Regions from separate parts of the Mus musculus genome. Here region 2 is linked to region 1. A link is a loop called in an ENCODE intact Hi-C map of the cell type or tissue named here. Cell type or tissue: left cerebral cortex. All regions are shown on one strand. Each heading gives the region's core, and the rest is flanking DNA. Links, peaks and the distances in the headings are about the cores only. Region 1 overlaps Magi1 (membrane associated guanylate kinase, WW and PDZ domain containing 1). Region 2 overlaps Magi1 (membrane associated guanylate kinase, WW and PDZ domain containing 1).

The links. Peaks named below come from ENCODE experiments on the same cell type or tissue, not always from the same donor. Only the 100,000 strongest peaks of a DNase experiment are listed, where the experiment ranks them.
Region 2: a loop joins it to region 1, with 7 times the contacts of the local background. A loop is called at or near these places in 1 of 42 quality-filtered maps.

What each region holds. Positions count from the first base shown.
Region 1 is chr6:94,111,014-94,127,191 of GRCm38, reverse strand. All of the region lies in intron 1 of Magi1 (membrane associated guanylate kinase, WW and PDZ domain containing 1), which reads left to right. Among named protein-coding and RNA genes, the nearest start is that of Gm52867, 110 kb to the left of the region's middle. In left cerebral cortex, for the core only: a CTCF peak has its summit at 8,691; no DNase peak of the experiment used is centred there.
Region 2 is chr6:93,884,016-93,900,193 of GRCm38, reverse strand. The region is part of intron 2 of Magi1 (membrane associated guanylate kinase, WW and PDZ domain containing 1); the gene reads left to right. Gm22840 (a small nucleolar RNA gene) reads right to left here and starts at 9,579; the gene lies at 9,444-9,579. In left cerebral cortex, for the core only: no CTCF peak of the experiment used is centred there; a DNase peak (open chromatin) is centred at 6,069.

The DNA of each region.
Region 1 (16,178 bases), core at 6,045-11,044:
TCTCATTCACCCATCCCTTTTTGATACACCTTAAAGGTTTACTTACTAGTCCAAACATTTATCCCATGTTTCTCTTAACTTCAGGCTGCCTGGGAGTTCAGTAGATGTAGAACAAAGAGGGTAAGGCCTTAATGTACCAGAAACCACCCAGCAGGTGGTAAAAGGTGTGCTGTGTGTTTTAGACTTTGAGTGTTGAAGTATTTGAGGAAGGAAACTCACATTAGCATTTTTATCAGCACAGAGTATGCACAGAAGAATGAGGTTGGCCCTGCCAGGAGCTCACTCGTCAGTGCATTAAACAAACCCTAGTAGATCAGTCATAACACACACTAAAGTCATGTTCAAGTTCCTGAAGCCGTTACTACATTGGGTTGGAATAGACTAGAGCGAAAATCCGGAAACTCTAAATCTCAGGCTATGTATCAACAGACGATGCTGGTGGGAAATCTCTGACCTCTCTAATGCTTTCTTTAGTACAAAGTGTCTTTTAACATTAAAAGCGGTGGATGGAGGTGTATACATAGACACTATCTCATGTGTTGTATTTTACCATTTTAGGTAGACTTCCACACTTGGTGTCCTTTGGTAACAAGTTTGCTGTATTTGACCAGTGCCCTCTTTATTTCTGGCTAGACTTAAATCTCTTGGTGTCCAGGGAGCTCATCTTATTAGACAATGGTCTTCCTGTTTCTATGACTACCTGCCTGTGTGATTATCCGGAACTTTCCAAGAGGATTTCCTTGGGCAAGCTTTTCCCCCATGATAGGACCAGACAGGAGGGCTGGTATAGGAGTCACTGGTCCCAGAACTCATTTTCAGTGTGGGTTCTTAGCTACTCCGGATGGAAGCACACCACCAGCCTACCCTACTCAAGGTGCTCTGTAGCCCTTCACACTTAGCTCAGGGTGTTCCCTGTGATCCCGTGTAACAGCCCACGCAAAATATTCAGCCTTTGCTTAGCTGCATCCCTGTCAGTCATCCCTCTTCCTTTGTGACAGAAAGCATGCAGTTTTTTCTTCTGATAGATATGTTTTCCAAGCTTTCAAAAATGAAAAATGTGTGTGTGTGTGTGTGTGTGTGTGCGCGCGCACATGTGTGCTGCCTGTGTGCGTGCACATGTGTAAGTGTGTGTGCTATTCTCTGGGAATTCCCATGACAAAAATGTTGTATATAAAGCTCAGAGACCAGAGCACTCATTTAATCAAACAATATATAGGAAGTATTTTCTCTGTATAAACTTCAGGTACCCAGCATATTCTCTGCTTTCCAATGTGGTGTGTGTTTTTTTTTTTTTGTTTTGTGTGTGTGTTTCTAATATTTATTTGTTTGTTTGTTTAATATATGTGAATATACTTCAGGTCTCTTCAGACATACTATCGAAGAGATCAGATCCCATTACAGATGGTTGTGAACCACCATGTGCTTGCTGGGAATTGAACTCAGGACCTCTGGAAGAGCAGACAGTGCTCTTAACCACTGAGCCAACTCTCCAGCCCTGTTGTGTTTTAAAAAGCCTAGGGAGGTTAATGGCTGGTCTTGGTCTAGGCTCAGACTGCAGGTAAAAGGATTGAAGGGTGCAATCTGTAAGGCTGGCATTTGTTCTCCAGGATCGACCATATCGTCTTGCCATATTCCTATAAAAACAAAAGACAAAAACTCAACGTTACTTTGACAGCTTTAGTTTGGCTCTAAAAGTTCATCCAGAGTTTATATCGTATATTATTTCTTATCTTGGTTTAATGGAAGACTCTCTCAGATGATGTAATGTCCCTCCCTTATATCTTTACACTCCAGGAAGATGTGTCTTTCTTATCTTGACACTCTGAGGCTGTCTTTGCTTTACTAAGACCAGCAGTACTGGTCTGACGGTGTGTCTGAGACGTGAGGCTTTCAGTTCGAAACTCTAGACAGTTAGAGAATAAATTCGGGACAGTCCAGAACAGTCTGGGAGTGTGTTTGCTTGGAATGCTAAGAGGTTTCTTCAGTTAGCAGGATGTTCAGAGCTGAAGCTACCTAAGTTTTCTGCAAAATGTGACTTCTGGCCATTCTCATTTGCATAATGCAAACAGAAAAGGCCTGTGTTTACATTTTAGAGCAGGACAGACACAAACGTGATCTAAGAAGATCTTAGCATATTTCCAAATAGGAATGTTTAGATTAGCATGTTTTTAGTAAGAAAGCAGCCTGCTTAGGTGAATTTGGTAGGACGTGTTGTACTTCTGTTATTCAGAGTAATATGATACTCCCTGGAGTCGTGATAATGATTGTTGATCAGCTAATTCTGATATTAGCTCCTTTTTTTTTTTTTTTTTTTTTTTTGCAAGCTAATGAAATAACTTACCTTTCAGCAATATTGGTCAGTTTTGAGGTTGGGATAATGGGAACAGAAACACAGCTCTGCATGGCTACCCTCAGCAGCCTGAGAAGTTTCCTTCAGCTTTCAGAGACTTCAACTCAGAGGGATCACTGGCTTCAACAGAAAGAATTTTAGGGCTAGGCTAGTCATTTTAGTGAAACTAGGTTGCTCATTTTCAATATAGGCTTAAAAGATAGGTACTCAGACAGTGTGCTGGTCAGTATGTGCTTTCTGTGGGAGAGTGCCAGAAAGCCAGACCCACCCAAATGTGGATTCTGGCTTCTTCGGGATAGTGAACAGTTAACTGTTTGAGCATTAGCACAGTCCTTTTGGCAGCTTTCACTTTATATCTCTAAAGGTTGCCAAGAAATCCATCTCCCTTCTCTCTTTTAATAACAGAGATGCCTTGGATGGAGTTAGAATCTGATAAGGCTAGGGCTGCACTGGGGATGTCCTTTCCCTGTAAATGAGATTTCCACTGGGATTCGAGTAGTCTGTAGGGATTGAGGAGAGGGCCTGGGACAGTGTTAATTGTGTTGGAATTCTTGCCCTGCTGCAGGTGAGACATCTAAGCTAAATGCCTGGATAATGCTAATGCTCCTTTTTTTTTTTTTTTTTCTCATGTCTTCCAGTTTTCCCTGCCTTTCTATCTGCCCCAGAACTACAGAGCAACCTTTTTTCATTTTTCTTTTTTTTTCTTTCTATTAAATTCCCAAAGGAGCCAAATGCCATGAATCTGGAAAGAACAGAGAAGAATTATATTAATTGATGTTTGTGTTCTTTCTCCATATGATGTGAAGATACATAGAGATAGATCCATGTTATGACTGTCAAGACAGAGTACTTGTGACACACTGGGGCTGTGTTAGAAGATGTATTTCCTTTGGCTTCTATGACTGTGAAGTCGTCCATCAGTATCATCTAATACAATAACCAAATGTCAGTGTTTTCTGTTAAACTTTCTGCTTCTGCTGCTCCTGCTGATTCCTAGCTCACGTGCATGTGTACCAAATAGTTAATGGCTGGGGACAGTGACTTTGCTCAGCTTCATCTCGAAGGTTGAGAGAGGTTGAGAGAGAAGTCACTATCCCAGCAGTGGAACTCGGTCTTGAGCAAAAGGAAAAGAGGCTCCGGGTGGTCTTGAACTTGCAATGTAGAGTTCAACTGGCAGCAACCTATTTCTTTGGCTACTTGATCATAGGTCCCCAGCCACTCACAAGCTGCTGACTAGGAAATGCAGCTCTCATAGATTACCAACAGTCAGAAAAATGTGGAGATCTACTCCAGCGTCTTCCCTAGCAGGGAGGTTTTTGCACTGAATTTGAGTCTAAGTTTGTTGAAGGAGTTTGATCAGGATCTTTTCCTAGGTCTCTGGGCTCGACTTCAGTACTGAGTACATCACTCAGGCTTTTTCAGTCACTAACTAGCCCACTCCCTGCAAAGTCTCCCTTCTTGCAGATTGCTCATCTCTTAAGTTAGAAGGGCAGTTTACTTTCTTTAATGAACTCCCAGCTTAGGAGGAAAATTAGATGCAGCAGAAGCTGGATAACTTTACCAAGAGTGTGTTCATTTTCTTTGTTCAAACTGTGCCTTACGTTTGTAATGCGCTTTAATTAAAGAGTGATTGTCAGTTTTGGTTTTTTGTTTTTTTTTTAAAGAGGTATAGTATAAGCTGGGCACTAATGGGTCCATGGGGCCAGGAGTAAATGTACTTAAGGGCTCGCTTGGATTTGCAGGCCCTAGGATGTCATTTTAAGCATCTTATTAAGACTGCCCATATGGGGTCTAAACCATTCCAGGTCACTTTGCTTCACTCTGCTCCACTTGGCCCACCTCTTTAACATTCCCATATGTTTCCCATTTGGCTTTCTTTTATTGGAGATTTCATTCAGTGTAACAGGCAGTTCTTATATTCACCACACTCCCAGTAACCCAAACAGAGACACATGGGCTGACAAAATAGATTTCTTCCAACTCACTGCTGCTTCCCAGTCCTCCCAGTGAGCTTGACAGACAGACTTCCTGTCTCTGGAGCAGCGCTGACCCTCTGGTTTGGCATTTTAGCTTCTGCCGGATCTATTAGGACTTCTGAGTTAACCGGTGTCAACAGAGTAGTGAACTAACGAACAAAGTTTGTACACACGCTGGGCGTGTTGCACCTGTTCTTTGGTTTAAAACGTCATGGTAACCACCATTGATTAGTGGGAGATTTTAAGTTCCTTAGACCTCTTTCATTTCTGTGTAGGTGCTGGTCCCTGGTCATTTTGGTCCTGTAAAAGAAGGGTAGCAGGGAGCACTGTGGGAACAGGCTTAAACCGGAGCTTGGGCACTTGGTGCTCGTTCGTTCCTTACAAAATGATAAGAAGCCCACAGAAGCACTATCAAAACACCAGGGCCCAGGCTGATGCCTAGTGGTGAGCGCTTGCCTTACACGGGCCAGAGGGACAGCCCACCAGCTTTGCAAAGAAACATGACTTTTAACTGTAAAAATAATCATTGTATGTCACAGCCTCAATGGGTAGGTTAGAGAGTGAAAAAATAAATAAGGGTTGAATGATACATTTCTCTATGATAGCTGAGAGGTGTTCAAAGTACATGTTCTTATATAAAGAACATGTATAAAAATTTCTGTATACCCAGCATAAAATAATGCATGAATAATGGTTGAATGATGTGTGTTTCCCCTCAGTGTGAAAATTCACGAGTGGTCACACTGCTCAGTATGGGTCCTGGGCATTTTTTAAATTCATATATTTTTAATTTTATTAAGTTAATTTTTTTAGAAACAAAGTCTCATTGTGTCGACTGAGTTTCTCTTGCATTGTGTGTGTTTCTGGTACTATAGGCATGCACCGTTGTCCCAGACTTGACTTGTGTGTTTTAATATTTTTCATTTGCGTCGCTTAATATACTTAAGAGCATACTTAAGAGATGGGACTACCTCCATATGGATATAAGCTAAATTTGTTCAATACTTTGGTTGGAATTATATGAAAAGCATACAAATTAAGAACATTTTTTTTTTTTTAACGTGGGTCACTTTGGCAGCAGGAACGCTGTCCAGATCCTATTTTTATGGCTCGCAGAGGCTTCTATTGTAGCAGAGAATGAAGCACCAGGTGGTGGCAGTATTTTTCTGATACAGAGATAAAAACTATAAACCCAGCCAGGGAATTTCCATCCAGGATCCCCTGAAGGTTTTGGGATTTCTAAGGCATTCAGCCATCTGCCTCAGATTTAACGTTATTAAGTTTATAGAGATTCTTGAGCGTTAGATCTGCACTTGGAAGACTCAGATGTGTGATTGGCTGAGGTACAGTTGTTCAGCAGATAGGGTTATGTATTGACAAAGGAGAGAATTGACTGGAGGGTCATTTGTAGCCATGTACTCTATTTAAGTACCTTCCCTCAGTGAGGACGTAGCTCAGGAATAATTTGTCTTAAAATTGGTATAAACAGAGTATCATTAATAGTGTCAGGGATTGGTGCTTGCCCATGGGATGGGTCTCAAGTTAGGACAGTTATTGGTTGGCTATTCCCTCAGTCTCTGCTCCATCCCCTGTCCCTGCGTTTCTTGTGGATGGGATAAATTTGGGGTCAAAAGTTTTGTGGGTGAGTTGGTGTCTCTGTCGCTCTACTGGGGTTCCTGCCTGGCAACAGGAGATGGCCTCTTCATGTTCCATATCCCCATTGCTGTGAGTCACAGCTAAGGTCACCCCCTTTGATTCTTGGGTGCCTCTCTTATCCAGGTCTCTGTCTCTCCCTGGAGATGCTCCCTACCTCCCCACCCCTGGCAGTTGCTAAGATTTCCATGCAGTCTCATGGCACCGATCCCTGACACTATTAATGATACTCTGTTATGCTTCCAGACAGGAGTCTAGTATGGCTGTCCTCTGAGAGGCTCCACCCAGCATCTGACTTGGACAGATGCAGACACTCACAGCCAAACAGTGGATTGAGCTTGGGGACTCTTATGGAAGAACAGGAGGAAGGATTGTGAACCTCAGACAGGGATAGGAATTCCACAGGAAGACCAACAGAGTCGTCACTTGGGGCTCTCAGAGACTGAACCATCAACCAAAGAACAACAATGGGCTGGCCCTAGGCCCCCTGCACATATGTAGTAGATGTGCAGCTTGCTTCTTCATGTGGATCCTCAACAACTGGAGTGGGGGCTATCCCAAAAGCTCTTGCCTGTGTGGGGGATATGTTCTTCTAGCTAGGCTGCCTTGTCTGGTCTCAGTGGGAGAGGAAGTGCCTAGTCTCACAGAGATTTGATGTGCCAGGGTAGGAGGATGCCCAGGGGGTGCCCCCCAACCCCGCTCAGAGGGCAAGGGGAGGGAGATGGGGGAAAAGATTGTATGTGGGGGAGGTGGGTTGACCAGGAGAGGGACAGTGAGCAGGATGTAAAGTGAGTAAGTTTTAAAAAAAAAGGTATAAACAAAAGTGTTTCATTTCTCAGAATGACTCTGGTGGCCTTTGTAATCCATAAGAACAAATTTTCCTCTTGATTTGAGGATGAGACCCAAGAAGATAAAAACACCAACTTGTTAACACTTGTCAGTCCATTTGTTCCTTTAGATTATGCATTCAAGTCTTCCTCAGAGGGGCAGTTTGGTCCCATGGCTGAGACCATAGACCTGCTTGGACTTGAACGTCCATCATTTCCTCTAAAGGTCTCAGGTAAATACTTACCCTCTCAGACCTACAGTTTATGTGATGGGAACAATAACAGGAGCTACTGTGGAATTCTTACCAAGGCTCAGCAAAGTTCTGAAGGCTACCACTTTGAAGCCTTGCTACTTAGGTGTTTAGTGTTATTTCCCTCGGTGAGCCCAAAGCCCCACCCCAGATTCATCGCCTTACGATGGCCATGGTGGCAGAGCATCCTCCAGCTCTAACTTCTGGTTGTTAAATCAGAATCTGTAGTTCATGACTTCCGTCCTCCATCCTCCAAATGAGGGTGGGGTGCATAAGCTAGCTGAGTATCCTATAAAGTCTGCTCAGAAGGCCAAGCTGCCTGCAGTCTGCAATGACATCACATTTCTGGGATGAAAATCCTCTCTCAACTGTGACTCAGGTCCTCATGACATCAGGGCTAATATCCCAGGATGCAACTCATTTGCAGGAACACCAGTATCCCAGGATGCAACGTGTTTGCTGGAAAGCCGTAGACTCCGAGGAGTCATGGACATGGTGATTCTCCTTGAGCTTAAATTAACTTTGGCAGACACAAAAGCAGGTGCTGTTTGAATAGAAGCTAGTTCATTTCTGAGCACTGTGTGTGAGCAGCCAGGCACCGGGTCAGCATCTGCAGGTTCCAAACTTGCCCCAGAGTGTGCTCAGAGCAGGAGCGTCACTACAGACTTCCAGCTTTGATTCACAAGTCTTATACAAGTGTTGAGAGTGTTCAGCCTGGCTGTAGATCTCTCTTAGTCTTTCACTAGGTAAGGACCGACCTATCTCATAGGTTGAATCAACTGTGTGCTAGTTGTAAGGATGTGGAAACATTGTGTGGCATCATGGGTGATAATTGTCAGCAAACAAACCCAGTGTTTCTTGCAAGGATTGCACAACTTTGGAAATTGTGATTTTTAACATGGTAGCCCCATCTGTAGTCTGGACCTGGGGAAAGTTGAGGTAGGTGTGACTGATACAGACAAGATGAAACCTGTCACTGTCACATGAGAGTAGAGTTACATCACCCTGGCGGTGCACTGGCCCAGTGAGGACCTCTATGCAGCTGTGAAGGACAGGATTGAAACACTGAGATCTCAGCCCTGGCTTAGAAATTTAAGTTCATTAATTTAAGATCCAGTGTATAGGATGAGGAGTATCGTCATGGTGTTTATAGAGTCTCTCCTGTCCTAGGTATTGTACCAAAAGTACCCATGGGTCTCACTGAAGTAGGCATTTTTAGCAGCTGCCTATTACAGATGAAGTGATGAGGCTTGGTAAAACTGTTTAACATGGGTCATAGGAGACAGAGACACATAGCAATTCAGAATTACTCCAAGTATATGACCAGAAGAAATGACATAACCCTAATCCTGGAAATTCCAGTGATTGTGACTGCAGGGCTCCATGGTCTTTGAATTGGTGGAGATGGGGAACCGTCTCATTCAATATTGAATTTCTCTATAAAATTTCTCTATACTTAGGTATCTGTTCTGTGTTGGGAAGCACATCATAAAACAACACAATGCCCTTGTCTTATATGAATTGAGTTTGAATTACTTTTTAAATTATATTCATTTTTATTTGTGTTATGCTTGTATGTCATCTACACTACATGCTTGCAGTACCTGTAGTGTCCAGAAGACAGTGCCAGATCCCTGGAATCTGAGGTTATAGACAGTTGTGTGCTTTCATGTGGGTGCTGGGAGTCAAACCCTAGTCTCCTGGAAAAGTAGCCAGTGGCGGTCAGGGTCAGAGTTTTGTTTTTGTTTTGTTTCTTAAAATCATATTTAAATGAGTAAACTGTAGCTGTCTCCAGACATACCTGAAGAGGACATCAGATCCCATTACAGTTGGTTGTGAGCCACCATGTGGTTGCTGGGAGTTGAACTCAGGACCTCTGGAAGAACAGTCAGTGCTCTTAACTGGTGAGCCGTCTCTCCAGCCCCAGAGTTTTTGATGTGCTAAGACCTCCCAGAGTTCTCTCAGAGTAGGAAATAAGTTCTTAGGTTCTCTCACAGTTTTTGACCATCAGTCTTTTTTCCATGAGATTAGTGTTCAATTTTCCTGCCCTGTGCATTTGTTTAGGGCAGCTGGGTTACATCCTCAAGAATTGGGAGTCTTTGGACATGAGTGAGCTAAATAACAGGTGACAGCTTTGTTGTGACAATCAATGTCTCTGGCTGGGAAGTTGTATTAGTTATTTATTGCTGTGTAATAAATGTATCTCAAAACTTAGTAGCTGAACATGATAGATGGAATTCTTTATCCTCTGGGTCAGTAACCCGAGTACGGCTTTACTTGGGGATCTCCTTGGTTCACTGTCTGATGACAGCTGAAGTCTTATCCAAAGGCCTGAGAGTCACTGGCAGGACATCTCCTCATCACATGCCTTGCTCCCTTACTTAGTAGACCCTCAAGAAGTCCAGTGGACTTCTCTGTGACATCTACATCCTTTAGGAAGGATTCTGGGAAGAATAGCAGAGCTCACCTGAGACAGGCGAGACTCAGTCGTCTTAAATCTTGACTGAAAGAGACATGCTTAGGTTAAAAGGGAATTAGTGAGTTCTTACTAAATGATAGAAAACCACAAATATCAAAAGTGCCAGTCATTGAGGACCATTGTAGTGGTTACTAACACATTACAGCTTATGAAATGTCCCTTACAGGCTCCTGCATTTGTCATTTGGTTGGTAACTGAATGACTTTCAGGGAGTGATTGGCTATAACAAGTGGATTATGTGTCCTTTGATGGGCTCATATTCTAATTAGCATTATTAGGAGTTAGCTGGTGAAAAATAAAAACTGGGATATAATTGGAGGAAGTAAGTCACTGGAGAAGGTTTTCATTGGAGGCTGTACCTTGTCCTTTTCTGCATTTCCTGGGCACCATGACTCATCTCTCTTATCTACCTCTGCCCCATAATCTTCTGGCAAGCCCAGCAACTGTGTACCCTTGAACCATGATCCAAAATAAATTTTCCTTCTCAAGTCATGTACTTTGACAGAGAGGTGAAAAATCTGACCAACAGAAACCACACAAGTGCAAAGAGATACAGGCATTTTGGGAAGAGGACCCATGTATCTGATTTTCACTTGCAATGAGCAGGCAGAGAAGAGTCTACAGCAGAAGGCTGTGGTCACCCAGGACTGTGAGCAGCAAACTTCCTGGTCCAGAATGAAGCAGAGGGGTTGGATAGATAGAAATAGTACTGGCCAAGCAACAGAAGTCGTGACTTTGCACATGGCACCCTGTGGTGACTTTGCCCATGACACCCTGTGGTGCCATGAGGCAGCTTATGAGAAAGAAGGAAGGGTAGAAAGGCATTTTGCTGCAGCTCACGGAATTCTTCTAGCTGAAATTACGTTAAAATTGCACATGCACAAAATTCGAGAACTAAACAAAATGAGAAAATGGGTGTGAATTTCTTTGCTTGATTAAATAACCTTTTATTACCTCCTCCCTTCCCAGAGTGCAAATTGCAGTGTTGTAAAAAGGTAGCTTTGCTCTGTCTTAAGACACCCAGGAGGGAAAATCAGCTACTTCCTGCTCTGTAGGCTACAGCCCTATAACTCAGAGCTGTGGCATTTGTTTCGATGTTAGAGAAATGGCCATAAAAATTTGATGGAGGCAGAGAGAGCAACCACTGTGGTAGAGGTCTGAAGCAGGGATGGGAAAAACAAAATAGAATGGTAAAGCTGTGCATACGGATACTTAACTAGTTACATAGTTAAAATATTTAATTGTAAGTAGTTAACTGTTGAAATATTTCATTACTATGATTCTTCTGTATCTGTACTATTAAACTGAATGATGACTCTTTTGAATTAAACCCTCGATGTCCCTCATACATTTCCAGTTGGCTTATATGGAGCCATTGTAACTTGGTTCTTTGTTATTCACAGTTTGGTGTCTACCTCATGTGCGTATGCTGTAGGTTCATGGGTTGATTTAACAGGGCACAAAGGACTCTTAAGTTCTTATGTTTTATAGATGGTAAGACCCCACCCATTTCCGTAAGGAAAGCTGAATAAACGCAATTAAACAGAAGGAAATTAAATAAATAATATATGGTCAGCGTGGTGGCTTGAATGAGATGTTACTCATATTCTCGGCATCTGAATATGTGATTCCCCAGTTAGTGACATTGTTCTGGTAGGCTTTGGAGGTGTTGCCTTCCTTACTGGAGGAGATATGTTATTGTGGGCAGGCTTTTGAGTTTTCAAAAGCCATATGCCGTTTCTAGTGTACTCTCTCTGCTTCCTGTTTGTGGTTTAAAATGTGGCTTCTGAGCTGCTGCTCCAGCCTTCATGCCTGCTGTTGTTCTCTCTTGAGCAAAAGCTCTGCAACAGTAAACTTAAAATAAGCCTTTCCTTGTCTATGTTGCTGTAGCCATGGGGTTTATCGAACCAATGAACCTCTAACAAAACATCAGCAATCATTGAAAATGGAGCATATTGGAGAAAATCAATGAGCCATTGAAAGTGTCAATAAAAGTGACAGATACCTACCAAAGTTGACAAATACTCATTGCAAGTGTGAAAGATGAAACAGAAGCTGTCATTGCAGATTCTGAAGACATTGAGAATTTTGGAGGTTGCTCAATACTAGAGTGCGTGTGTGAAACACTGGGTTCAGTCCTCAACACACACTGACCGACTGACCAACCAGACAGCTAACAAACAAAACACGTTCAGAGGGAAGATATCAGGGACAACTCCCTATGCCAGTAGTTCTCAGCCTTCCTAATGCTGTGAGTCTTCAATACAGTTCCTCATGTTGCAGTGACCCTCAACCATAAAATTACTTTTGTTTCTACTTAGTAACTGCAATTTTGCTGCTGTTATGAATCATAAGGTAGAAGCTGATTTGCAGAATACCCGATATGAGACCTCTGTGACAGGGTCGTTTGACCACCCCAATGGCGTCACACCCACAGGTTGAGAACCACTGCTCTATACGGATCTGAGTAGGATGACATGGAAGAGTGGCTGGAGAAGCACAAACTACCTCACTTTAGTTTGAATGGTTTATATGAGTAGCCCCATAGTGGGAGAGCAGCTGTCTGTAGCACAAACCTATTTCATTTCCCTTACATGTACACCTGCCAGTGGGATTGTTGGATCATATAGCAGGTCTCTCTTCAATTCTCCTGGAGGAATGAGAGCACTGTCTTCCATAATGGCTGTACTAATTTATATTCCTACCAACAATAGCCAAGGGTTCTCTTTGGTAATTGTTATTCTGTCTTCTTGATAAGAGCCATTCTTCCTGGAGTTAACAGTTGTGTTAGCTTGTTGTGGAGGGTGGTGAGACATGTTGGGTATATTAATATATGCAGGTAAGAAACTAACATAGAATATATTTATAAATGCATATACCAATGTCACTTTTTACTTTTGAAATTCTACTGTAGTTGGTTAGGTAGAACCAATATGGGAAAACAGGTGATGGGTACAGAGGTCTTGCCTGCTCTATCTTTATCCTTTTCCATGGATCTATGATATCTTGAAGGGGAAAAACTATTATAAAGGTAAGACCTACAGGTGGGTGATATATGTAGCTCTGATGGTTGGGGTCTTGCCTAATAAGCACAAGCTCTGGGTTTAAACCCAGGTGCTGGGGATGACTCATTTGCATAAGGAGGGGTTCCAGGTGCTGCTGGACATGACCTTATAAGGGGGAAGACGTTTAACCTGGCTACCTAGTAAGTGACCACCTCTGATGAGGTAAAGGTAGGGGCACAGGGCTATGTGCATCAGGACATGAAGGCAACCGAGACAGGGGAGGAGAGATCCCACTCCTGGGATCTCAGCACAAAACTTCTGGGGTTTGGACACAACCTTAACCCCACTCTTGATCAGGCCTTGCTCCTCCCAGTCCCACAGCTCCCTGGCTACACAAGGAAGTAGAGGTGGGTTGATCAGAAGTTGGCTTTATAGTTCATTTGAGATCTGTAGGCTACACAGGACACTGTCTCTAAAACAAGTGAGATCTTCTAGGTCACCTCTCATTTGTTTCTAGCCCACTCCCCCACCACTGTTCTCTCCCCCCCCCCAACCCAGGCCCATCTTTCCAATTTATTTTATATATGCTTTGCGTGAATACACACACACACACACACACACACACACACACATATGTGGGTGCTTGTGCACGTATGTATGAAGGCCAAAAGAAAGTATCAGATCCCTCAGAGCTTGAGTTACCTGTGGCTTGTTATGTGAGTTTGGGGATCTAACCCAAATGATTGCACAGCAAACATTTTTAACTGCTGAGCCATCTCTCTAGCTCCAACCCTGGCAGATATTAACATGTCCTAGAGATATTTTTGTTCATCACATAAGTTGAGAGGTAAGTATTGAGGCTGAATGTCTCACTGTCCACTGTGCAGTCACCAGGATGGAAGACGTGTTCAGCCACAAGTATCCTAAGTCCGAGTTTGAGAATTTCTACACTAGTTCCTTTAAATAGCTTGAAACAAGTGTGAAATTTGGGGTTGTTCCTGTAGGGAACCAGACAGCAGATTCGGACAGGACATGATTAGAGGAGCCACATAGACCAACACGGAGAGACCATAAATAAGATGCTGAGTGTTGCCAAGCAGCAGGAGGGCAGTTGTATCCTATGGAAACAGCTAGTCTTCGCTGCTGCATTATTTCACTAGCAAAACATTAAGGCCACTATGAGCTGTGTTTCTCCCTCATGGCTGGTGGATGGCTCTAGTGTGGTCTGACTTTGCAGTCAGCGTTGATACTGGAGACTAGACTGGGAGAATTCCAGCAGCCCCATGCCACTTTGGGGAGGGTGTGTGTTTTTCCTCCTTCCTCCTGCTTCAATGTGCTGTGCCTTCCCTTAGCAAGCACAGCACCTGTGGCTGATACTGACCTGTGGGGCCATTCTGCTAGTTGCTGCAGAAGTGATATACAGGGCCTGGGTGAAGATAGGCGGGGCCACAGAGGTGCTGTGGGAACTGTTTTGGCTGAGGTTGTGTTGGCAGGATGTAGCTCTGATCCCACCTGTATCTATTTGAAGCTGTGGTATCAGAATCCTTTAGAGAGAAATAAAATGTTTCGTTTTATTTTTTAATTGTGGAAGGTTCTCTTCATTTTGCCTGTGTTAATTATGTCTTAATCTCTGAGAAATTGTTTCCATACGGCCACATTTACTACCCATTTGTCAGCAGAGATGGACATTGTATAACTGTCAGTGACTGGATGACTATACGGAGGTGACATTGTGTTATCGACATGATCATCATCATAATCAACGATGACTACATGATGATGTCAACTCCCTCTGAGTTATGTAGGCTGGTCTTGAACTCAGGGACTCAAATGATCCTCTTACCTCATTTTCCCATGTGGATGGAACCACAGGCATGCATCCTACCACATCTGGCGTTATTGTTTGTTTAATACTTTATATTAGTACTACAGAGTAGACTTTCTAAAGGCAGTGAGACAGGGCAGATGGCACAGTCAGGTGTGTGAGACAGCAGTCAGCAAAGTGATGGCTTCTTAGAAGTCCAGTCCCATCTTTTTTTTAGGCAACTGTCATTCTCCTTGTATACCTTTAATAGCTGATAGTCTGTATTTGCCACTGATCTCTTACATGTTTTACAGAGTCCTTAGGAAACTACAAAGCCAGGAATATTCACTGCCCCACACAGCAGAGTTAGTTTAGTTTCTGGGTTACTGCCCAGCCTGTCAGTGAGTAGAGTTGTTTATGTTTTAGTCCAGTCTTTCGTGCAGCATCAGAATTGAGGTCGCCTGTTTTCCAGTGAAGACATTATCCTCCTTTGGCTTTGTCATCTTGTGTTTGGTACCTGCTACCTCTTACTCAGAACCAGATATACCCATGGCATGTTGGGCTTGTCGAGTGAGACATTAGTTTGATTGTGCACGTGGGTTGATGTGAGTGGCAAGCTAAAGCAAAGGCATTACAGGCCCTGGTACTGAAGCCTTGTATCAATCAAGCCACACCCATTTTGTTAGCAGTGACTTTGACTTCAGATCAGCTCTAATCTATTATCCATGATACCAAGTTTTAAATGAAAGCAAGAATAAACATGAAGTTTAATGTAACCAGTAAGGGAGATACAGGGTGGTTGAACAGAAGGGCTGCATTCTGGCTTCAGCCATAGAGATGATGAATCTATATATGGTACCAGTGAGTGCCAAAATTGTAAGTATAAGTTCTTAAGTCTGCCAAATAATGGCCTATGAGTACTTAGTATAAAAATGTTCTCATTTGCATTGAAGTAGTTTAAATTTCTTAGATTTCACTGTAAAATGCAACATTAATGCAAATGTTGTTTGGGGAAGAAAGTAAATATTCGAGAGAGGGCTATTAATTTCTTGAATACAGTCATGTATTTTCAAACACTAGCTTATCATGAATGGCCTCTATCGTGTTACGAGTTTACTTGTAAAGGCGGACCAGAAGCCCAGGAAATACAAATGCTTCAAATAAGAAATACATTGCAGGATATAAATGAACTCACAGCTGCACTTGCCATAGCGATTAAGTGACCGTTATGTACATTCTTCTTTTCTTGCTATATATATATATATGTCTGAACCAATGATATTTCAAGTACCTTAATGTAGTATGTGTTGTGTTTCCTTGAAGCCCTTGGCTTAAAAAAGATAAATGTTGCATCAAATGGGGGCATTTAAAAAATATAGACAAATGAAAAAGAAATTCTTTAATAAAAAAAAAAAGAGTTTAGGGCTGGAGAAATGGCTCAGCAGTTAAGAGCACTGACTGCTCTTCTGAAGGTCCTGAGTTCAATTCCCAGCAACCACATGGTGACTCACAACCATCCATAATTCGATCTGGTGCCCTCTTCTGGAGTGTCTGAAGACAGCTACAGTATACTTATATATAATAAATAAATAAATCTAGAAAAAAAAAGCCCCCTTTTTTAACCAAAAAAAAAAAAAAAAAAAAAAAAAAGAGAGTTTAAATTCTCTACTTGGGGAAAAAGAAAAGCAAAAATAGAGAATAGAACAGCTAAAACAGATTGGTTTTCTGAAGACCTAAGGCAGCAATCATTTTACTAAAACACTGAGCTCTGATTCAGTGGTTTTAATATGAGTAAGACTGGGATCTGTCACACATGTGCATGTGCACACTTTA
Region 2 (16,178 bases), core at 4,148-9,147, 230 kb after region 1:
CTAGTTAATATTAAACAGAGTGCCGTGCATAGACCCTCACACAGAGTGTATTCTTAGTGAGCAAGTTGGGTAGTATTACTGACTTCTGTAAACTTTTTTGTTAGCCTGTCTGCCTTCTTTATGACAGATCTGTGGGGTCCCACAAGGGAAATCCTTGTAAAGTTTTCCTTACTACTACAGCCCGAGTTGCTGGCCAATAACTGGTATTTGAAAGCCACGGTAGCTGCATAGTACTTCGTTGTGTAAATATACCACACTTTCTGTGTCCATTCCTCTGTTGAGGGACATTTGGGTTCTTTCCAGCTTCTGTTATAAATAAGGCTGCTATAAACATAGTGGAATATGTGCCCTTATTACATATTGGAGCATCTTCTGGGTATATGCCCAGGAGTGGTATTGCTGGATCTTTTGGTAGAACTATGTCCAATTTTCTGAGGAACCATCAAACTGATTTCCAGATTGGTTGTACCAGCTTGCAGTCCCACCAGCAATGGAGGAGTGTTCCTCTTTCTCCACATCCTCGCCAGCATCTGCTGTCACCTGAGTTTTTTTATCTCAGTCATTCTGATTGGTGTGAGGTGGAATGTCAGGGTTGTTTTGATTTGCATTTCCCTGATGATTAAAGATGTTGAACATTTTTTTCAGGTGCTTCTTAGCCAGGTATTCCTCAGTTGAAAATTCTTTGTTTAGGTCTGTACCCCATGTTTTAATAGGGTTGTTTAGTTTTTCTGGAATCCGACTTCTTGAGTTCTTTATATATATTGGATATTAGCTCCCTATCAGATTTAGGGTTGGTAAAGATCTTTTCCCAATCTGTTGGTTGCCTGTTGTCTGTTGACTGTTTTGGTCTTACTGACAGTGTCCTTTGCCTTACAGAAGCTTTGCAATTTTATGAGGTCCCATTTGTCGCTTCTTGCTCTTACTGCACAAGCCATTGCTGTTCTGTTCAGGAATTTTTCCCCTGTGCCCATATCTTCAAGGCTCTTCCCTGCTTTCTCTTCTATAAGTTTCAGTGTCTCTGGTTTTATGTGGAGGTTTTTGATCCACTTAGACTTGAGCTTTGTACAAGGAGATAAGAATGGATCGATTCACTTTCTTCTGTATGCTAACCTCCAGTTGAGCCAGCACCATTTGTTGATGATGTTGTCTTCTTTCCACTGGGTGGTTTTAGCTCCTTTGTCAAAGATCAAGTGACCATAGGTGTGTGGGTTCATTTCTGGGTCTCCAATTCTGTTCCATTGATCTACCTGTCTGTCACTGTACCAGCACCATGCAGTTTTTATCACAATTGCTCTGTAGAACAGCTTGAGACAAAGTTCGGAGCAGAGTCTGAAGGAATGACCATCCAGAGACTGCCCAAATTGAGGATCCATCCCATAAACAGCCACCAAACCCAGACACTATGGCAGATGCCAACAAGAGCTTGCTGACAGCAGCCTGATATAGCTGTCTCCTGAGGGGCTCTGCCAGTGCCTGGCAAATACAGAAGTGGATGCTCACAATCATCCAATGGATGGAGCACAGGGTCCCCAATGAAGGAGCTAGAGAAAGTACCCAAGGAGCTGAAGGGGTTTTCAGCCCCATAGGAGGAACATCAATATGAACTAACCTGTATCCCCAGAGCTCCTTGGGACTAAACCACCAATCAAAGAAAACGCATGGTGGGATTTGTGGCTCTAGCTGCATATGTAGCAGAGGATGGCCTAGTCAGTCGTCAATGGGAGGCGAGGCCCTAGGTCCTGTGAAGGGTTTATGCACCAGTATAGGGGAATGCCAGGGCCAGGAATGGGAGTGGGTGGGTTGGGGAGCAGGGGGAGGGAGAAGGGGATAGGGGATTTTCAGAAGGGAAACTAGGAAAGGGGATAACACTTGAAATGTAAATAAAGAAAATATCTAATAAAAAAAATCAACCTCCCCCCTCCCCACCAAAAAGAAAGAAAGGCATGGTAGATGGAGAGCAGAGAGAGATACTGCTGATGTTTACCTAGTAAGAACCCAAGTCTTGGGTATATTTTATTTACACTTCCATTTATTTTACTGCTGCAGTCATTGATAGCTTTTTTTCTAGCAAATAAGGATTTAGTGTTAGGGAGCCTAACAGCAAGATTTGGGGAGGCGATGTTTGCGAATCCCTTCTCTCTCCTTAGCGCTTTTCGGAAGGGCTTGTAGGCTTCCCTTTGCTTAGGTGAAGTATCTACCATGATGTAACTGTGGGTAGACTGATGATTTCTCAGTGGTGCTGAATGGCACCTCCTGACCAGACCTCCCAGGTTGTGGCCCATCATTTCTTGGCTGTTTTTAGGGAGAGTGAAGGTGGGTTCACTCTGACTGGCTTAGCTTTCTTGCAGCAGCAGTAAGGCCATCAGGGTTCCTATAACCTGACCTCAATTTTAAGAAATCGCTGACTTTGGCAGGGTCCTGTCAGAGCCTCACCAATTCCAGCGTTGGCCTCCTGAAAAGCATTGTTTCAGCTGGTCTCAGCTGAGTCAGCTCTAAGTCAGAACTAGGTCATAATAGCTCATTTTGTAGGCTGAGCAATGCTTCTAACCAACCTTCCACAGGGAGGGAGAAAGTTAACTTTAAGCCAGCTTGCTTCCTTGCTTGCTTTCAGAAAGTGGCTTTTTGAGACCCATGAGTAAGGAAGGGAGGGAGGGATAGGTTATGCCAAGGGGGTCTGGGATGTTTTAATTATTATGTTATATGAGCTTTACACTACCATAGCTGTGGAAATCTCTCCAATCTCTCCTTTCATGCTCTGGTGATCCACTTTCCAAAGCCAGGAGAAGCTGTAATCTCACCTTCAAGGAGAAAGAGCGACCTTTTCATGGTGTATAGGGTGAGAGAGACGCCCTATTGTCAGTGTACCATCAATTCCTTCCCTTAAAATCTTGCTGAGAACACCCTTCAGAAGCTCAGTTCTAGAGACACCTCGTCTTGCTAGAACCCTTCGAGTAGCCCGAGGCGTGTTGTTGCAAGACAGTTTGGAACTCCACTTGTGGCCTTGTTGCCTATGGTGCTATTTCATTTTTGTTGTGTTTGTTGTTTGTCTAGCTGTTTGAAAACCTTAGAGTCAACATACATTAATATGTCATTAGCAAGGAAAAACACTGTTAAAAGGAAGCTTAATGAAGCAATTTCTCCTAGAGGTCAGGGAAACACAAATATTATTTGCAATACAACAAATATTATTTGCAATACAACTTTATTACATGTAACGGCCCATTCCCACTGTCACAATTCTTCATATAGTAACCGCATTCCAAGAAATATCTGGTGGCTGAGACTAACACTGTCCTAAGTTAGGAGAAATTCCTAACTCCCTTCTGAGAGAGATGTTAAAAAAGCATGACTCAAAGAATAACAATAGAGTCTGGAAAAAGAAAGTGCCTAACATCTGTGAAGAAGTCCTCTGCCACATGTAACTGTTAGGGCATTTCAGGTAGAGATCATGTGAATTGAGATCTGCTGACAGGTTAAAATACTGTGTACATTGGAAAGATTCAGTGGGGGCAAATGAAGGGGAATACCTCACTAGTCATAGTCCTTAGACTGATCTTGCATTATTGTAGTTTGAATATGCTGATCTAGAATAAACTAATTGTTCGATTAATTTTGCTTGTTCAGCTTGAGTTCTTTCTTTTTAAAAATCTTTTTTGTATTATGTGAACGAGTATGAACATGGGTATGTACATGTGAATACTGCGTTGGCGTTACCGTCAGTTGTAAACATGAGTGCTGGGACCCAACCCAAGTCTTCTGCAAGAGTTGCACACACTCTTAACCACTGAGCCACCTCTCTGGCCTCTTTGAATTATTTTTGATGTTACTTTTGTGTCTTTAAAGTTCCACATGGGTCCATATTATATCTCTGTAAGAGAGAGGTATAATACTAGGGTGAGAATGGCACTCATAATTTCAAAAATGTAAGAGGTTAGTCATGTTCTATGCCAGTGTTTATTTGCTGATTGAAAGATTTTCTTTGAAAGATCTTTGTATCCTCCAAGCAAACGTCTGGAAAAATAGTGCCCTTGCCATGCATGTCTGTGCTCACAATGGCCTTGGTCTGAGGTTCAAGATGAGAAATGAGGTAACAAGGTCAGAATGCAAGGGGGGGGGGGGGCGGGAATCCCAGCAATTGCCTTGGAAAAGCTTGCTCTCTTCAGCAGTTGTATTGACCTGGATTTCATGCTCAGAGTACCCTGGCACTCTTCCGTCCACCTCCAGAGCCTGCCTTTGGTGTTACATGTCTAATAGCAATTCCAAGGGCTCTCACCTGCAATAAGTGCTTTTGTGGTGTGCTTACAGACACCCACTCCACTCAGCTCCCAAAAACACTGAGGGAGGTTTCTGTATATTGTTGCTCACTGGGATATTGGGTCTGCCCATTAGGAGAAGAACTAGCCCAGGCCTGAGCCTCTTCTCTTTCCCTGCTCTTCCCTCTTCCTACCCCCAAGTCTACCATGTAGGCTCATAAATGACCTTTATTCTTTGTCTCCTGAGAGTATGCCCTGTTACTGAATCTGTAGCTGTGTGTGGTTTAACTTCTAGGGTTTGCAGTATATCAATAGAAAAGTCAAACTAATTCCCGCTAAGCTTGATTTAGGGAGCAGATAGTCTAGAAGAGCCTGTTGTATGGTTGTATATTTTAAGACACTCAATTTCGATGAATAGCCAACCTACAGAGAACTTGGAAGTTACAGAGGCCAAACCACTTATTTAGCAATCATCACTATAATGTTGACTCCACGGGGGTAAAGGCTGTGTTTGTGTACTAAGGTCCTCAAGATGCACCTTTACTCAGTCAGTATTTCCTAAACAGCCGCCATCTTCCAGATACTTCCTTATACTCTCAGCAAATTGATGAGTGAGAGACTGTTGTTCTCTTGAGTTCATACACACACACACACACACACACATACACACACACACACACACACACACACACACAGGTGAGTTGGAAAAAGTTTGGTTTTGTTCTGGAAATCAGGGTGTCAGTGAGTCAGTCGTTCCCAGTTCATTGGACAGCAGTGCAAAGTCAAAGATGCAGAATCCTGCCTGCCTTGTTTGATGGGCAGTGGAGCTGGGTAGAGTAGGGCAAGGGGAAAGGAAGATGAAGTTGCAGGCTAGGGAATCTAATCAGAAGGGGGCTTCAGAGTCTTTTTGCTTTTTTGTTTTTGTGGGGTTTTTTTGATTTGCTTTGTTGTTTTGGTTTCTCTATAGAGGCTTTCTCTAGGTAGCCCTGGCTGTCCTGGAACTCTCATGTAGACCAGGCTGACCTTGAACTTAGAGATCTTACTTGCCTTTGCCTCCTGATTTCTGGGGTTAAATGTATGTGCCACTAACCTTTTTTTAATAGAGGATTTTGAGTACAGTTCTGTTCAGCTTACTTTTCTAAAAAAAGTTGATACTATGCAGTAAAATTCTAGATTGCTGATGTGCAGCTCTGCTAGCTTTGATGGTCATGCCCGATCCTTGAGCCTTCATCCCGCCAAGATGCTGAGTCCGGTATTGAGAGACTCCCTTGTGACTTAGCATTTCAGAGGCCAGCTCAGGAGGCTCTTGACAGAAAGGCAGCCTAGGTGAGGAAGGACAGTGTGAAGGTTCATACAGCTGTCAGTTGTGGGGGCAGCAAGCAGCTATGGGCCTGAGCTCAAGGTAAAGTTTGACGGGCTGTGTAGGAGGGAAGATGGCAAGATTTTGCCCTTTACTCTAAAGAAGGGCATTTACAGACGTGGAGCAGATTGGGAAGCATATGTATTTAACACATATCTAAGCAGCATTGATGTGTATGCATTCAATCTGTGTATGCTTTGTAGGAGAAAAAGGTGGAAAGAAAATTACTGATGTTTTAGTGTGCCCTTTAGGATTCTGGGGTGCTTGATTATCCCTTCTGCATGGGGCAGGGTCTTAGTTCATTTTGTTCTTTGATGGAAAGATCTCTCTCTCCCTCTCTTTCATAGGTAGGCACAACTACAGAATTGAGTACAACTGTAATCAGCCTACACTCTGCTTGACGTAAGAAACGTGACTTGTGGTAGGGAGACCTAGCTCCTACGGAGTCTTTTTTTATCCCACCAAAGTTGAATTTTAGGAAGCAGCTCTGGTGTTTAACTTTGAGTCATGTGCTCACTTCTGGCACTGTTAACTGACAGCGCTTGCTCGTGAGGGAAAAAGAGAGCCCGAGAGAAAGTTAACATCAAACCCTGATAAAATGATGCTAGTTGCACGGAAAGGATATAGTTACTTTGTATAGCCTAGTCCCTGACTCAGTGGAAAGCAGTCTGAGAATGGCTGTCAGTTGCTCTCCCTGTTGTTCAGTGATACAGACTTCTTCATTCCAGATGCTATTCTCCTTGTTTGGGGAATTTCATCAACAAACTTTTCTTTCTTTTTTTTTTTTTTTTTTTTTTCTTTTAGATGAATTTACCCGACAGTAGACTCAGACTTAGTCTTGGGACAAATCAGTAAATGAGACAGGAAAAAAAAAAGGGTTTGCATTGAGGGAGCTGGTAGTCCTTTTGAAACAGGGTCTCACTATGTAGCTGTGGCTGGCTCGCAACTCTCTATGTAGAGCAGGCTGGCTTCAAACTCACAGAGATCCCGTCTCTGCCTCCTGAGCACAGGGATTCCAGGCTTGCACTACCACTTCTGATTGATAGTCATCAGAACATATGTGATCATTATAATTTTATAATAGAAAATACACTGATGAATGAAGACAGAATATAAGTGACTTCATTAAGTTTTATTAGCCATTTTTCCCCCTTTTTACAGTGCTGGGAATGATAGTCATGGCCTTCCAAATACTTTGATCTTAAGCTACACCCCGTCCTTTTTTTTTTTTTTTTTTTTCCTTTTTAAGTGAAAAACTTTAAAACCTAATGCTTTATTCCTTGAGCATTTCAGACACTGTATTTCAATCATAGTCATCTCTTCTCCCAACCCCTCCCAGATCTGCCTCTGCCTCACCGCCCGCCCAACTTTGTGTTTTCTCTCTGTACCATGTCTGTTTTAAATCCATTAAGTCAGTTCTGAGGTAGCCTGGGTGTGGAGTGTGGCCCTTCCATCAGAGGTCACACATCAAAGAAAACGGACTCTGCCTTTCCCAGTCACTCCGCAGTAGGGGACTTGCCTGCCTCCCCATTTGTTGGAGATTTGTTTGGCTTGGGTTTGCACAGGTTTTGTGTCTTCTGTCACAATTGCTGTGAGTTCTTACGTGCATATGTTCTCTTGTATACAAACAAAGATAAAACAACAACAAAAACCCAAACCGAAAGTAAACAAGGGGAAAAAAAAACGCCACTATTTCCTTGTAATAATACATCCTTCTTGGCCCTTAAACTATTCCTGTCTCCCTGCCATTAAGATCTCTGATCCTTGAGGGGGAGGGGTGTGATCTGGATGTCCCATTTGAACTGAGCACACTGAAGTTCCTTATTCTCTGTGCATTGGGCAGTTGTATTTTCAGTGTTAATTCCTCTCTTGTGTAAGAAGCATCCCTGGTGAGGGTGGAGAGGCAGACACACTGATCTTAGGGTAAGGCGATATGTCATTAGGAGTCATTCTAATGCTATGTCACTTCAGCACAATAGTAATAGTAGGTTTTCTCCTAGGCTCTGTGACCTGCCTTGCCACGGGTGCTTGGCCTCACTAACAGTGCTGGGCTTGTAGAGTGGGCCTTAAATCCAATAAGAAAGTGATTGGGTATCTTCATGATATATTTTTATTAAAATATTTTATTTTTAATAAAAATATGCATCATTATCCTTTCTTCATTGTTTCCATGCTCCCTCGACCCTGCTTCCTCTCAATTCCTGTCCTCTTTTTCTTTAATTGTTATTAATATTGTCTAAGTTAGGGTTGGGATTGATATGATTCAACACCACGCGCATACATATATATATACATATATATATAGTGTATGTAAATATATGCATAAATACAACCTGCTGAGTCTTTTAGTGTTACTTGTATGTATGTTTCTGGGCTGACCATGTGGTGTTGGATAACCAACTAGGGAGCTTGTCCCTGAGGAAAACTATTCTTCCTCTCTCAGAAGTCACGAGTTGCTTGTGGGCCTATATATAGGAGTAGGGCTCCAAGAGATTTTCCCCATTTCATTTGGGTTGTCATCTGAAGCTGGAATTATTCAGGTTTTGTCTACTAAACTCAAGGGTGTGGTGTGTTCAGCAATAGGATCTTACCATCAACTTCTGGAAGTCGCTGATAATAACCTGTAACATAGCTCTGTCATCGACTCAAAAAGAATTGACCCATTCTCGTTCTGGGGTTTTTATTTGGTAGCCAGTGATTACAGGGTATGTGTACATACATGCATGCATACATACATACATATGTATATTATCTTCTGTAGTGTTTCCAAAAGGAATTTACTGTTAGCTCTTGCTCCCCACATTCCCTCATCTGCCCTTCCTTTCTATCCCCCACTCCACTTGATGCCTTCTATTCCACGTTTTCTCTCTTTCCTCTCTCTCTACCATTATAGTCCATCTCCCCTTGCTTCAAAGAATCCCTGCTCCCATATAAGCCTTTACTAGTTTCCTAACCTGAGTGGGCATTCCAAATGAAAACACACATATCTAAAGCTTAAAAGCTAAAATATGTATTTTCAAGAAAGCAAGCGTATGGTTTGTCTTTCTTCATCTGAGTTTTCTCACTCAAGATGATGGTTTCCAGTTCAGTCCATTGGCCTGCAAATTTGACTTTTCCTCTGTTGAGTGTTTTTCCATTGTATAAGCATAACACATTTTCATTATCCGTTCATCAGTCTGTGATGGTTATTCCTGGTTGTCAACTTGATTACATCTGGAATGAACTACAATCCACAAGTGGAGGGCACACCTGTTGTGATCCAGATCTTGAGGCTGGAAGACACAGGCTTCTGACCCAGGTCTTGACATGGAGATCTTGAGGCATAGTGGCCATGAAAAGCTCAGGCCCAGGCAAGGTACTACACACCTTTAATCCCAGAAGACTGAGGCAAGTAGATCTCTAAATTCAAGGTCAGCCTGGGACAAGACAAGTTCCAGATCCAGGCATGGTGGTAGACACCTTTAATCTGGGCCACATCTTCTGCTGAAAGCCTGTATAAGGATAACATTTAACTGGGGCTGTCTTACAGGTTCACAGGTTCAGTCTAGTATCAAGGCAGGAGCATGGCAGCATCCAGACAGGCATGGTGCAGGAGGAGCTGAGAGTTCTACATCTTTATCTGAAGGCTGCTAGGAGACGACTGATTCCAGGCAGCGAGGACAAGGGTCTTAAAGCCCATGTCTGTAGTAATGCACTTCTTCCAGCAAGGCTACACCTACTCTAACAAGGCCACACTTCCAAATAATACCACTCCCTGGGCCAAGCATATTCAAACCACCACACAGTCTGTTTTATGTCATATGTATAGGATGTTTCTATTCTCCTTTCTACCTTCTCAGAAAGATAATAACAGCCACAGGTACTGTGCTGACCTGAGCCAAGCTGTCAGAGTGTCTCCGTCTCGCTCTGTGATATGGTTGGGGATTCCATGACCATAACTCAGCGTAAGTCCCTGGAAACATACTATTATTTTCTTGGTTCGTCTTTACAAATCAAGATTCATTCACCTTTCTCATCTGTCTATAATTTCTGAGGATCTAGAACTGAATGTTTTGACTGTCAGATCCTCTTTGCAAAGCAAATTTGATGAGATGGTGTCTGATAGCAGGGAGAGAGTTCTCTCCCACTCACCATAGCTGGTACCAGGTTTACATGTGTGTCTGTCTGGAGCTCAACGGTCCACCCACTGGCAACAGAGGTGCTGAGGTACCTTCGCAGAAGCTCTGCTGGAGGGTCCCACCTGGCGTCTTCATCACCTCAGTGCCATGTGATACTGGGTTTTGTTAAGTGTCTGTTATTTCATCTGGAAAATTTCTGTTATCCTCATAGAATCTGTCACTCTGACTCCAGGACTCCCACAGTAGTGAGACTGGGCAGTTCTTCAAGGCTGCTACCTTATGGCTCATTACATTAACCTAGCTGTCCAGTCTCATTTTTGCATTGGGAGGTTCAGTGCCAAGTGTGTCTCCTGTTTTGTGGACTCCCAGAATGCAGCAGATTTTAGAGAGTTTGCAGGGGGCATCTGTTCTTATTGAGAGAATCTTTGACCAGGGAGATTTCATTGTCCCTTGTGACCAAGTTTTCATACAAGATTAATTATGTTCAGTAGCATTTGGCATCCATCTCTTCCATTTCTTGTGCTGGATCAGTGTTGCAAGTGGGATTTGAAACCTGCAAAAAATGTTTCCCTGTGTTTTCTTTATCCTGCCTCTTAAAAGCTGGTTGAAAATTCCCTCTTCCTCCTCCTCCTCCTCCTTCTCCTCCTCCTCCTCCTCCTCCTCCAAGAAGATTGCTGAATGGCTTCCTTCTAATTTTATCAAATATAGTATGTCCAGAAACAAAACAACCATGTTTCTGCAATGTGATTCCTGGCAGAAATGGTGCTACTTCATCTCAGGATAAAACTGTGAATTTTTAGGAAGCAACAAAATGTGATTACTTAAGGACAGCATAACCTTCGTGCCAGAGTTGCTTTGGTCTTGGTTGCTTGAGGACATTGCTAGTGATTTATAGGAGCTCAGGTTCCTGGCTACAGGCAGAATCCTCCATCAGCTTGAAGGGTAGCTGAGTAGAGAGCCAAGGTGTGGTGGGGTGGCCACTGTTGCCTTCCCAGGAGGGTCTCATTGTCATATTTATTCATTCACGGGACACAAGCCAAGGATGTGCATGTGTGAGATGAGGCAGATACACTGAGACACTTGTCATGCATCAATCACTCACAAAAAGGAATGCAGTGGGGGAAAACATCCTAGAGGCCGAGTCCAGAGGGAGACTGAGCTGGGAGACATAAATCTCCCCACATCAGTACTGACCTTATTATGTACACTGCCGACCCTTAAATGTAAGCCTACTTCATCCTGGGACTCACCTGCAGAAGCAGTGAGCTTTTCTCACACTGGAAACTCACAGGCAGCATTGAGCTTAAGCAGAGTAGACCACTACATTTTGTGGAGAATTTAAATAGTACACTTCTAAGACAGTGTTAACTTTTATGCAGATGGGTAATCGGGATAAAGTAAGAGAGGTGTGCAATTTAATATTACTGAAAAACTTAGGAATCATTTTATTATTTTTGGATATGTTTTAAATTGTATTTCAAGGGGCTGAAGAGATGGCTTAGGAGTTTAGAGTACTAACCACTCTTTCAGAGGACTCTGATTTGATTTGTAGCCTTTGCATGACTCTATTACACTTTATAATTATAGTTCCAGGGGTCCAGTACCCTCTCCTGGCCTCTGTAAGCACCAGCCACTCAGTGGTGCACAGACATATGCGCAGGCAAACAAACACATACAATGTAAAAAAGTAAAATACAGTATTTTAAGTAGAGATAGATGAGAATTCATGCTTTTTCTTTTATCCTAGAATGTCTTTGAATATAGGCATGGCTCTGGTACTGATATTTCCTTCATATCACTCTTACATGTTTTAGTTTGAAAGAGCATCACCCTCATTAGCTCATATATTTAGGTACTTGGTCTCCAGTTGGTAGAACTAGTTTGGAAGGATTGGGGGTATGGTCTTATTGGAGGAGTTCTGTCACTGGGGATGGGCTTTGAGGCTTCAAAAGCCCTCACCATTTCCAATGTTTTTCTTTGCCCCTTGTTTGTGTGGATCAATTTTGTTCTGTTTTGCTTTGTTATTTTTCAAGACAGGGCTTCTTTATGTAACCCTGACAGTCCTGGAACTTGCTCTGTAGACCAGGCTGACTTGAACTCAGAGATCTGCCTGCCTATACCTCCAGAGTGCTGGGATTAAAGGCGTGTGCCACCACCCTCTAACACTTGTGTGAATCAAGAAGTAAGCTCTCAGATACTTCTGAGGTCATGTGTGCCTTCTTCTGTGTTCCCTACCATAATGGTCTTGAACTCATTCTCTTCCGGTAAGCCCCAGTTAAACACTTTCTTCTATAAATGTCTAGCTAATCATCCTGTCTCTTCCGATTTCATTTGAAAGGTAACTAAGACATAACTTCATCAAAGGTTTCTTGCACTAGCCTAGTTTCTTCTCTCTCTCTCTCTCTCTCTCTCTCTCTCTCTCTCTCTCTCTCTCTCTCTCTCTCTCTGGTTAATATATTGTATAACCTGCTCTTACGTGAAATTACTAAAGTTTTCTGCCTTTGTTTTTTACTTTGGAGAGTCAAGATCCTTTGCTTCCCTTGTGGTCTGGTTCTGTTCTTGACTTTAGAAATTGATTATAAGCGACATAAAGAACATCTAAAGTGATTTTACAATTTCAGCTCTTACAGAACATTGTGTATGGATTGAATTCTTTGTGTGTGTTTCATGTGAAAGGCCCATTACATATTCCTTTATTCAATAGATATTTATTGAACCTTTACTGAATACCAGCCCTGTTCTGAGTACTTGGATTATATAAGTTAAACAAATCTGTGTGTTCTTGCAGCATGCATCCCAATGGTAACCATACGTCATTCCTAGTCCCCATGATGACTCTTCAATATAGATATTGGCTCAACCATTTCTCAGGTGAGAAGCGAGCTGCCTCAAGGACGATCCTGGCAGCAGATGATGAGTGTGGTCATGTTGAGCATAGAAGAACGTTGAAAGGATGTAAAAAAAAGTCAGACTTGTTACAACCTGAGTTTAGTCAATAGGGGGATTCCTGGAATGTATGAGTCCTAAATTGGCTCTTAGAGGAAATCGTTATTTAAATTCAAAGGAGAAATACAATGCTCATTTTCTTTGATTGTCGCAAGTCAACAGGATGACCCAGAGAAAGCCAGGTATGGGTGAAAAATCAAGTGTTTGCTTGCTGTAGTCAGCAGCATACATTAAACTTCTAGAGTAGCAGAGGTGGGAGTAACTCTAGTCTGTAAGAACGAGGATCCTTTATCTAGAGAAGAGAACACAGTGTTTTATTAGCAATATCTGCACGGGAATGACAGGATCACCACTGATTCTCATGCTAGTATGTCACATGCGTTATTATAATTATGTTGATTGCATTAGTGCCCGGAGATGAATCTTTAGAAAACAGCTATTAGAATTGCTGAAGAGATTCCTAATACATGGTGGCTTGATTGCTGGGAGACTCTGATAGGAGAAAGAGACAGAAAGTGGAGAAATTTAGGTTAAAATGTTGATCACGTAGTTTGTAAATACAATTGAACAAAATGCCTGTATTTGTTAACACGCCAGACAATTAGAAAACAGTTAAAAATTAAAATCAAAGACCTTTAAAAACCTTCTTTATTGAGATAGATTTTATATACAATGTATTGCTCATCTTGAAAAAAATTGAAGCCATCACCATAATTAAAACTGGTCAAAAACATAGGCCCAGTTTTATAGATTTTAGTCCTAGCTGCTTGGAATACTGAAACAGGAGAATGACTGGTATTCAGGAGTGAAACCAAGCAACATACCAAGACCAGCCAATGAGAGGGGACAAAACCACAGTCACGTTTCGTTTGTGTAGGTTTTCTTGTACCTATATGTAATTACTCTTATCCACCCTATACTTTTCCCATTCCTACAAATGATATATAAATTTCTTTTTTTTTAATTTTAATATTTTCTTTTATGTGTTTTGACTGTGTGTATGTCTGTGCCGTAACTTCAGAGATGCTAAGAGGGTGGTAGATCCCTTGGAACAGCAGTTACAGGCAGTTGTGAGCCACCATGTGAATTTAGAATTGAACTTTGGTCCTCTGGAAGAGCAGTCTGGGCTCTTAACTGCTGAGCCATCTCTCCAGCCCCAATACATATTCTATTGCTAGGCATGAGGTTGCTTTTCTTAGAAATTTTATGCAAGTGAAGTCATGCAGTATGTATTCTTTTTGTGAAGGAACCAGTCTGGCTTCAATCAAAGCATAATGGTGAATTATGCTTTATTCACTGGCATAATTCCTTGAGATCCATTCATGTTATAGGATATAGCTGTGGTTTACTGTTTAACTGCCAAGTAGAATTGTGCTTCTTATGTGTAGACGCCATAATTTACCTACTTCTGTGCTGGTAGAAATGTCTGTTGTTTCTATTTTGGGGCTGTTGTGAACATCTGCAAGTAAGTCTTTGTATGGTTTTAGGCTTTCTTTTCTCTTCTGTAAGAATCTAGGTGTGGGCTGGGCGTGGTGGCGCACGCCTTTAATCCCAGCACTCAGTAGGCAGAGTCAGGAGGATTTCTGAGTTCGAGGCCAGCCTGGTCTACAAAGTGAGTTCCAGGACAGCCAGGGCTATACAGAGAAACCCTGTCTCAAAAAACCAAAAAAAAAAAAAAAAAAAAAAAAAAAAAAAAAAAAAAAGGAGGAGGAGGAAGAGAAGAAGAATAATCTAGGTGTGGAATGGCTGAATGTTGCCTTAATCTGAAAATTTAGGCAACACACCAACATTTCCAGAGGGCCTCTGGCATGATCCTTCCCCACCTGTAAGCATATGAGATTTCCGTTTTCCCACATTTTAAACAGGTGTCAGCCTGGCCAGTCTTCTTTGATGATGACGATGAGTCTCTGAGGAGGTGGCTGTCTTGTGTGGGTATGTGCGAGCAGTGCTGGTGCCAGCTGAGGAACTTTTGGTAGCTGGTCAGTTGTGAGCTTTCTAAGGTGGCCGCTGGGAATCAGACTCAGTTCTGCTGCCAGGGCAGTATGACTCTTAACCACTGCTCCATCTCTTCAGCCTCTTGGCTAGTCTTTCTAACTTTCATCCTTTCATAGTGTATAGTTCGACTTCATTCTCGATAGCAGATGACGTTGAGTCTTTCTGTGTCCTCACTTCCTTTTCATGCATCTTCCTTTTGGATGTGTATCCTGAAATATTTTGCTCCTTTTGTGCGGGTTATTTTATTTTCTTAATGCATTTCTAGAATTTTTTACATAGTATCAATAAATGTTGCTTATCAAATATTTGGTTTGCTGTGCTCTGTGTTTTTCTGATTTTATACTCTCTTGTAGAGGGCAGAAGTTTGGATTTTATGGCAGTCCACATTACCCCTTGTAATATGGAGGGATCACGCTCTTGCTATCACATTTCCTGAAATGGGGGCTCAGAGGGGTTTTCTCTTATTTCCTTTATAAATATTGTAGTTTTGGGATTGTCCTTTTATGTTCCGGATCCGTTTGTTTGTTTGTTTGTTTGTTTGTTTGTTTAGTGGAGTCAGGGGTGTGGAGACAGAGTCTTACTATGTAGCTCTGGCTGGTCTGGAAGTCACTGGGTAGATCAGGCCAGTCTTGAAGTCATAGAGGTCGCCCTGCCTCAGCCTCTGCCTCCCAGTGCTGAGATTCAAGGCGTGTGCCGTCACACACTGATGATATTGCGGGGTTTTGGTTTGGCCTTTTGTTTGTTTCCTTTTAATTTGGACTTTTAGTTGGCTTTCTACCATTTCTTGAAAATGTTTCATTCCTCCACTAGATTGTATCTGTACCTCTGTCTGTAAGCATGAGGTCATATATGCTGTGCAAGTGAATATTTGCATTGTCTCTTTTTTACAGAGTAGGATAGCACTGTGTTGGTGATTGGGAATCGATAAGTCTTGAAATTAGAGCTAAACCTTCTTGTCCATCTTTAAGTATATTTTGGTGATTGGAAAACTTCTGCAGAAAAGTTCTACATGAATTTTAGAGCCCCTGTTTGCAGTGCTACAAATGTAAGCTGGAATTTTAGTTAGGGCTGCATCAAATATGTAAACTTAGATCTATTTAGAGTCAGTTTACGTTTTAACAATATTCCTGTGGGGCCAGGGGTCTGGCTAAGTGGTACAGTGTTTCCCTGGCCCATGCAGGGCCCCTGTTCCATCTACAGCACATATCCTGCCCCCAATAAAGTGAGTCTTTAAAGGTATTGGTTTTTCCTTTTAAATTTTTTGTTTTAATATTTATTTGTGGAGAGAGAGAGAGAGAGAGAGAGAGAGAGAGAGAGAGAGAATGTGTATGTGTGTATAGTCTCAAGATCCTGTTCTTTCCTTTCACTGTGTGGTCAGATTTAGTTTTCAATATTACATATTTTTGATGCTACAATAAGTGCTACTTTAGCATTTCAGTTCTGACTACAGATTGTAAGTGGATAGAAATATATTTTTGGACATCATTCTTGTGATCTGTAATATTA